Linked DNA regions of Homo sapiens: region 1 is linked to region 2. The links are chromatin contacts, found by Hi-C or POLR2A ChIA-PET in ENCODE. All regions are on one chromosome and are shown on one strand. Each heading gives the region's core, a stretch centred on a gene start or an enhancer-like site at or near the end of the contact. The rest is flanking DNA. Distances are from core to core; before and after follow the strand shown. Region 1 overlaps IQGAP1 (IQ motif containing GTPase activating protein 1). Region 2 has its middle 36 kb from the start of SEMA4B.

Region 1 (3,622 bases), core at 944-3,443, 310 kb before region 2:
GCCTGAAGCAAGTGTCTTATCTTTCATAAACTATAAGACCCAGAAATATTAGATAGCTTAAGCTCATCCTCACGGGGCTGGTAAGTGATAAGTCTAGAATCTGAACGCAGGTTTTTAACTGTGAATCAGGTGCCTGAATTGTGTGCCAGGCACAATAACAGGCACTTGGGAATAAAAGTTATACAAGACATGACACCTTCTCTTCAGTCTTTTACAGTCTGGTGGGAGCGACACACAAACAGATGATTATAAACCTATTGTGCTGTAAATCAGTTCACCAAAAGTGCCACAGGACCATAGGGAAAGGGCTTCAACTCAGAATGGAAAAAGCAAGGAAAGCTTCCAAAACGAAGGGATGCTTGAACTCAGGAAAAAAGGAGAGGAAGAGTCTTCTAGGAAGGAAGGGGAGACAGGAGAAATGACAGTGGAAAAGCAGACAGGGAGCAGGCCATGACAGACCCCGTATATGATACTGACAAATCTGGACTTTGTTAGAAACCAGAAGGAGGTCTTCAAGGATAGGAGTGCTATGCCAGGCACAGCAGCACATGCTAGCATTCCCAGCTACTAGGAAGGCTGAGGTGGGAGGACTGCTTGAGCAAGACCTTGTCTTAAAAAAAAAAAAAAAAAAAAAAAAAAGAGGCAGAGAGAGCTTTGGTACACACAGAAGGGGAAGAGAAGGCAATGTGACCACAAAGGCAGAGGCTGGAACCACACAGCCACAAGTTGAGGGATGTCAACAGTCACCACAAGCTCTAAGAGTCAAGAAACAGAGTTTCCACTAGAGCCTCTGCAGGGAGCGTGGCTCTTCCAGCACCTCGACTTCATGATAATGGTTTCAAATTTCTGGCCTCCACAATTGTGAGACCATGACTTTCGGTTGTTTTAAGCCACCCAATTTGAGGTGATTTGTTATGGCAGCCTTAGAAAATACAAGTAGAGGCCGGGTGTGGTGGCTCACGCCTGTCATCCTAGCACTTTGGGAGGCCGAGGCGGGTGGATCACCTGAGGTCAGGAGTTTGAGACCAGCCTGGCCAACATGGAGAAACCCCATCTTTACTATAAATACAAAAATTAGCCAGGCGTGTGGCGCATGCCTGTAATCCCAGCTATTCGGGAGGCTGAGGCAGCAGAATCGCTTGAACCAGGGAGGCAGAGGTTGCAGTGAGCTGAGATTACACCATTGCACTCCAGCCTGACCAACAGAACGAGACTCTGTCTCAACCACAACAACAAAAAGAAAAATACAAGTAGATAGGGATACCCCTCTTCATTTGTCATAGCATGGCTAAATTAAAATTGGTAGACTATGAACACAAAAATTCTGCAAAAATCAACAGAAACATTCTATGAGAAATAAATAAATACATGGAACTTAACAATAAAGAATATTGTATATTTTATTATTTATATGAGTTTTAAAAGTAGTAACCAGCAAGGGAATCAATATGCTAAAAAACGTTGGTGATAGAACAGAACATTAACTTTGAGATTTTAGGAAAGAACATTCCCAAGAGGTGACAAGATTCCAGTTTGCTACGTGTATGGTGGCTGAAGTAAAAGAAGAAAGCTAAGGGACCTGTGATGCTTACCTGCAGGACAGATCCCCACCACACCACCATCCCTCACAGTCACTGGTATCTTAAAAAGAGTTCAAATCAATTTCCTTTTTTTTTTTTTTTTTTTTTAAGATATGGGGTCTACATTGCCCAGGCAGTGCTCAAACTCCTGGGCTCAAGCGATCTTCCTGTCTTGGCCTCCTGAGCAACTGGGACTACTGGTGCATGCCACCATGCCTGGCTCAATTTCCATTTTATGAAAGGCAAAATAAGACACCAGTTTCTTATAGGTACCCACAAGAAAACCAATCCTGAAATGTCCAGCGGGCTTTGGATCTGAAAATGACTGACTCATGGACCATCAGAGGAAATAACTGAGAAGCCCGGAGCCAGTGTACATGGGGCTATCGGCAAGGAATGCCCTGGGTTGCAGGCAAAACTTCCCAGACAAGTATTGCACTTGGCTGACCACATTCCTGGATGTGGGCCTCAGGTATGCAGGCAAAAAAATTAAAAAGACTTTTGCAATGATCTGAGTCCTGATAACAGACCTACATGGTACTGAGAACCAATCAGATGCCAAATGATTCCTAATAAGGAAACGCCCCTTCTTTCTTTTTTTGTCAACCAGGATGGAGTGCAGTGGCGCCATCAAGGCACACTGCAGCCTCAACCTCCCATGCTCAACCTATCCTCCTGCCTCAGCCTCTGGAATAGCTGGAACTACAGGTGTGCACAACCACACCCAGCTAATTTTTTTTTTTTTTTTTTTTAAGTAGGGACAAGGTATCCCTATGTTACCCAGGCTGGTCTCAAACTCCTGAGCTCAAGCAATCCTCCCACCTCAGCCTCCCAAAGAGCTGGGATTACAGTCGTGAGCTACCATGGCTGGTGAGATAAGCCCTTTCAAGGAGTCAGCAGAATGTTCCGTTCTCCACCCAGCGTAAAACTCCCTGTTTGCCTGGCATCCGGGTACATGGAAAGTAGAATGAAGAATAGTGTTATTCAAAGTGTGGACCAGTGCCAGTCTACAAACTGATCAAAGACAAGATAAAGACAATGAGTCAGAATGTAAATCAATACATTACTTCCTTCATTAAGAAAATCTTGCTATGAAAAAAAAAGTATCAGTTAAACTAAACAGTGTGCACAGATGATTTTCCATTACTGGTGTGCAAACCACACTTTGAATAGCAATGGTGTGGACAGCTGCTACTCCACCTATGCCCAGAGAGCTTCATGCATGATCTAACTCTACTCCACAACAAGAAAAAACCACAACAGACCATGCTGCTCACACCTCCATCTCCCACCCCTCTGGGTCCTCACCCAAGACAAATAAAACCAGAAACGTTTTGGCATTCTGAACTCCCTTTTCCCAGCATTACCAATATTTGATTGGCACACTTTTGCTTTAGATAAATGAATGTTGGTGGTTACGCTATGGCCCTAGCTCAGCTATCTCCTGTAATACGTTAATTTAATTAGCCCAACTCACGATATTTCAGGGAAGCTCACTCCACACCGTTTTCTTTTTCCTTTAATGAAACACAGTGATCTCACCCAATCTATATGAACCTTCTCATTCAACTGTATCCCTAGTTATGCCAGGGTCCATTTAAGTCCTACACCCTCCAGCTTAGAGTGTTCAGACATAAACACTCTGCACCTAGCTCTTAGTAAGGCTGGGTTCATCTTAGCTTTAGGGCCTCAGCTAAATGAAATTTTATCTTCCGGGATAGGCTTTCCCTAACCACCTTATGTTAGCTCCCTCTTATAAAGTCTCCATTAAAGAACCGTACATAAAACTTCATAAAACTTTCTTCAATGTTTAATTATGCTTTTATTTTTATGTACCTGGTTGGTGTCTCTTCCACCCAATGAACTATGAAGAGAGGGCAGGAAGCATGTCTGTTTCACTCATTATTGCATTACTGTACACATCTCTAACACAATGCCTGGCACATAGTTAATACTCAATAAATATTTGCTAAATAAGTGAATTTATTACTAGGTCAACAACTTAGAAAGCACAGTTTTCTAAAGAAAAACTATTTGAGGCT
Region 2 (3,724 bases), core at 230-2,729:
TTTTATCCTTTTACAATGAGAAAATGCCATTTATAATTTTTAAAAATAAAAATAAGATGCCTGTCATGGTGGCTCATACCTGTAACCCCAGCACTTTGGGAGGCTGAGGCGGGAGGATCTCTTGATCCCAGCAGTTTGAGAACAGCCTAGGCAACATGGTGAAACCCCAAAAATTAGCTGTGCGTGGTAGCATGAGCCTGTAGTCCCAGCTACTTGGTAGGCTGAGGTGGGAGAATCACCTGAGCCTGGGAGGTCGACGCTGCAGTGAGCCGAGATTGTGCCACTGTATTCCAGCCTGGGTGACAGAGTGAGCAAAATAATTTAAAAAATAAGAATAATTGACATGCACACAAATAGGAGCATAATATATACACTGCTATCCAATGTTCCTCTTATTCTTAAAACTGACCTTACGTTTTTGTTTTTGGTTTTTGGGTTTTTTTAGGGACTGGATCTCACTCTGTCACTCAGGCTGGAGTGCAGTGGTGTGATCATAGCTCACTGCAGCCTGGAACCCCTGGGCTCAATGATCCTCCTGCCTCGGCCTCCCAAAGTGTTAGGATTACAGGTGTGAGCCACCGTGCCCGGCCAAACTGACCCTTTCTATGTCAACTTACATAGCTCTACCTCGTTCTTTTAAATAGCTGCATGGTAATCTGTTCTCTGGATACACTACAATGTATTTTATACAAACACACACATTTTTTTAGAGACAGAGTCTTGCTAAGTTGCGCAGTCTGGAGTGCAGTGGCTATTCACAGAACCATCCTGCTACTGATCAGCACCAGAGTTCTGACCTGCTCTGTTTCGGACTTGGGCTGGTTCATCTCTCCTTAGACAACCTGGTGGTCCCCCAGCTCCCAGTAGGTCGCCATATTGATGCCCAACTTAGTGTGGACACACTATAAGCATAGAGCACTACAGCCCAGAACTTCTGGACTCAAGTGATCCTTCCACCTCAACCTCCTGAGTAGCTGATTACAAGGTGCCCACCACCACAATGTATCATAATGGATCACTATTGACAGACGTATAGGTTATTCACATATAGATTATTCACATCCGGTTATTCACAAAACAAATGCTCTAAATCACAGCTAGACTACAGCTGACTATTGCAAAATTTATGGGAGAGTGCTGATATTTATTTTCCCTCTTTTGTTTCATTCTGGCAGTTTACAGCCTGATCTTAGCACTCAGGTAGGGCTGTGCAAACTTCCTGTGGATGGATGACTAAGCCAGGCATGCTTGCACCCTTTCCAGGATATACGGATGAGGAGGCTGGTAAGTGCCTGCAGGGGTGCATGCGTGAAGGCTTGGGGGCGGGCCAGAAGAGCAGGGCCGGGAAGCACGTACACATTGCAGCTCTGGGCTGACTGACCCTGACTCATGAGTTCAGGCAGAGAAGTTAACGGCCTGGAAACTCCAGAGCGCTGAACGAGGTCTGACTCACTGACAATTATCCAGAAACGAGTAATATCACTTCTCGGTTTTCCTCCAGAGCCACCACACAATCTTTGGGAAGGGCCTGTGACATGAATCATTAAGATCCTGAGAAAGATGAGAGTTGTTCAAAGAGACTGCCAAGAGGTTTATAATTTCTGTGTCATTCATTGGAAGATGTCTACTTAGTCCTCATTACCTTCATATTTTGAATGCCCCCCAAGTAAAGGGTCCATTCATGGGTGACACAGATTCCACCTGCATCCCTAGAGGGATCTGACTGAAAACATGAGACACATGTATCAGGACTTCTTCCCATTCTTTTATTTCTATTCAGTGGTCTTCCTTCCTTCCTATTTCATAAGATAGGGTCTCACTGTGTTGCCCAGGCTGGAGTGTGGTGGCTATTCACATACATAATCATGGCTTACTGCAGCCTCCAGTCCCTGGCCTCAAGTGATCCTCCTGCCACAGCCTCCTGTGTTGCTGGGACTACAGGCCCATGTCACCATGCTTGGCCTATTCAGTAGCTTTTTTCAATTCTTTTTCAGAATGAAAATGGCTTTATTGGCTGGGTGCAGCGGCTTATGCCTGTAATCCAAGCATTTTGGGAGGGTGAGGCAGGTGGATTACCTGAGGTCACGAGTTCAAGACTAGCCTGATCAACATGGTGAAACCCCATTTCCACCAAAAATACAAAAAAATTAGCTGGGCTTGGTGGTGCACACCTGTAATCGCAGCTACTCGGGAGGCTGAGGCAGGAGAATCACTTGCACCCAGGAGGCAGAGGTTGCAGTGACCTGAGATCACGCCATTGCACTCTAGCCTGGGCAACGAGAGTAAAACTCCATCTCAAAAAAAAAAAAAAAAAAAAAAGCCTGATTATAAAGGAAATACTTGCCCATTATAAAATAAAACTTCAGACAAGTATATAGAAGGGAGTGAAATCACCCATAAGGTGATTCCCAGAGATGCTGCTATTAGCATTCTGGAGCACATCCTTCCAGACTTTCTGTATGTGTGTCTGCATACAACGGAGACACATATTTGCAAAGTTACCAATAAGTATAGATTTCTGCCCTCATTTGGAGGAGCTGCCCCATATTCCATCACAAGGGTGCCTCTCGTCTCCTCCCTCTCCTGCTGCAGATCTAACAGAAGGCCATGGCAAGGACTTAAAAAGCTTTCTTTTCTTTTTCTTTTTTTTTGAGACAGGGTCTGTCTCTGTTGCCCAGGCTGGAGTGCAGTGATGTTATTTTGGCTCACTGCAGCCTCAACTTCCCAGGCTCAAATCATCCTCCCACCTCAGCCTCCCGAGTAGCTGGGACTACAGCGACATACCACCATACTGCTGATCTTTGTTTGTTTTTTTTTTTGAGACAGAGTCTTGCTCTGTTGCCCAGGCTGAAGTGCAATGGCATGATCTCGGCTCACTGCAACCTTCACCTCCCAGGTTCAAGAGATTCTCCTGCCTCAGCCTCCTGAGTAGCTGGGATCACAGGTGTGTGCCACCATGCCTGGCTAATTTTTGTATTTTTGGTAGAGATGGGGTTTTGCCATGTTGCCTAGGCTGGTTCAAACTCCTGGGCTCAAGCCATCCTCCCACTTTGGCCTCTCAAAGTGCTGAGATTACAAACATGAGCCAACATGGCTGGCCTCCCGGCCGATAAGCTTTTTTTTTTTTTTTTTAAATTGAGATGGAGTCTTACTCTGTCACCCAGGCTGGAGTGCAATGACGTGATCTTGGCTCACTGCAGCCTCCACCTCCTGGGTTCAAGTGATTCTCCTGCCTCAGCCTCCCGAGTAACTGGGATTACAGGCATGTGCTACCACACCTGGCTAAGTTTTGTATTTTTAGTAGAGATGGGGTTTCACCATGTTGGCCAGGGTTGTCTTGAACTCCTGACCTCAGGTGATCCACCTGCCTCGGCCTCCCAAAGTGCTGGGATTATAGGCGTGAGCCACTGCGCCCGGCCCAGATAAGCTTGTAATGAGCCTAATAAAGGCATCTAAAGATGGCATTTTGGTTTTAACAATTTAGCCGTGAAGAACTCCATCTTCCATGCAACTGGAAGGGAATTTACATGCATATGGTCATGGGGGGAGGAACACTGTGCTTAGAGTCAGACCAGCTGAGTTCTAGAATTCCCTTTGCCATTTTCCTATGTGGGCAAGTCCCTTCACCTCTCTGAACCTCATCTGCAGTTGAATATATGTGAAACCGGCTGTTAAGTACTATGTGCTATGTACTCTGTAGAGGCATTACTGGGATTCTGTGGCA

Evidence for each region. Hi-C counts contacts between places; a loop is a spot of excess contacts on that map. ChIA-PET counts read pairs that join two places held with the same protein, here RNA polymerase II (POLR2A). Pooled maps may share reads with other maps.
Region 1: a loop to region 2 is called in a map with no recorded cell type, with 4 times the contacts of the local background. The contact joins two enhancer-like sites. A Hi-C loop is called at or near these places in 2 of 168 maps with a recorded cell type or tissue (K562 and naive thymus-derived CD4-positive, alpha-beta T cell), 1 of 37 single-sample maps with no recorded cell type and 8 of 50 pooled maps. POLR2A ChIA-PET finds 5 or more read pairs at or near these places in 2 of 52 experiments (T-cell and activated CD4-positive, alpha-beta T cell).

Annotation. Positions count from the first base shown.
Region 1 is chr15:90,478,287-90,481,908 of GRCh38, reverse strand. All of the region lies in intron 26 of IQGAP1 (IQ motif containing GTPase activating protein 1), which reads right to left. Among named protein-coding and RNA genes, the nearest start is that of CRTC3, 50 kb to the left of the region's middle. Within about 2 kb of position 2,193, at least 8 of the 41 ENCODE cell types and tissues checked have a DNase peak (open chromatin) inside an H3K27ac peak, as active enhancers do.
Region 2 is chr15:90,163,511-90,167,234 of GRCh38, reverse strand. It overlaps the pseudogene RN7SL346P. Among named protein-coding and RNA genes, the nearest start is that of SEMA4B, 36 kb to the left of the region's middle. RefSeq lists a silencer at 3,273-3,428. Within about 2 kb of position 1,479, at least 20 of the 41 ENCODE cell types and tissues checked have a DNase peak (open chromatin) inside an H3K27ac peak, as active enhancers do.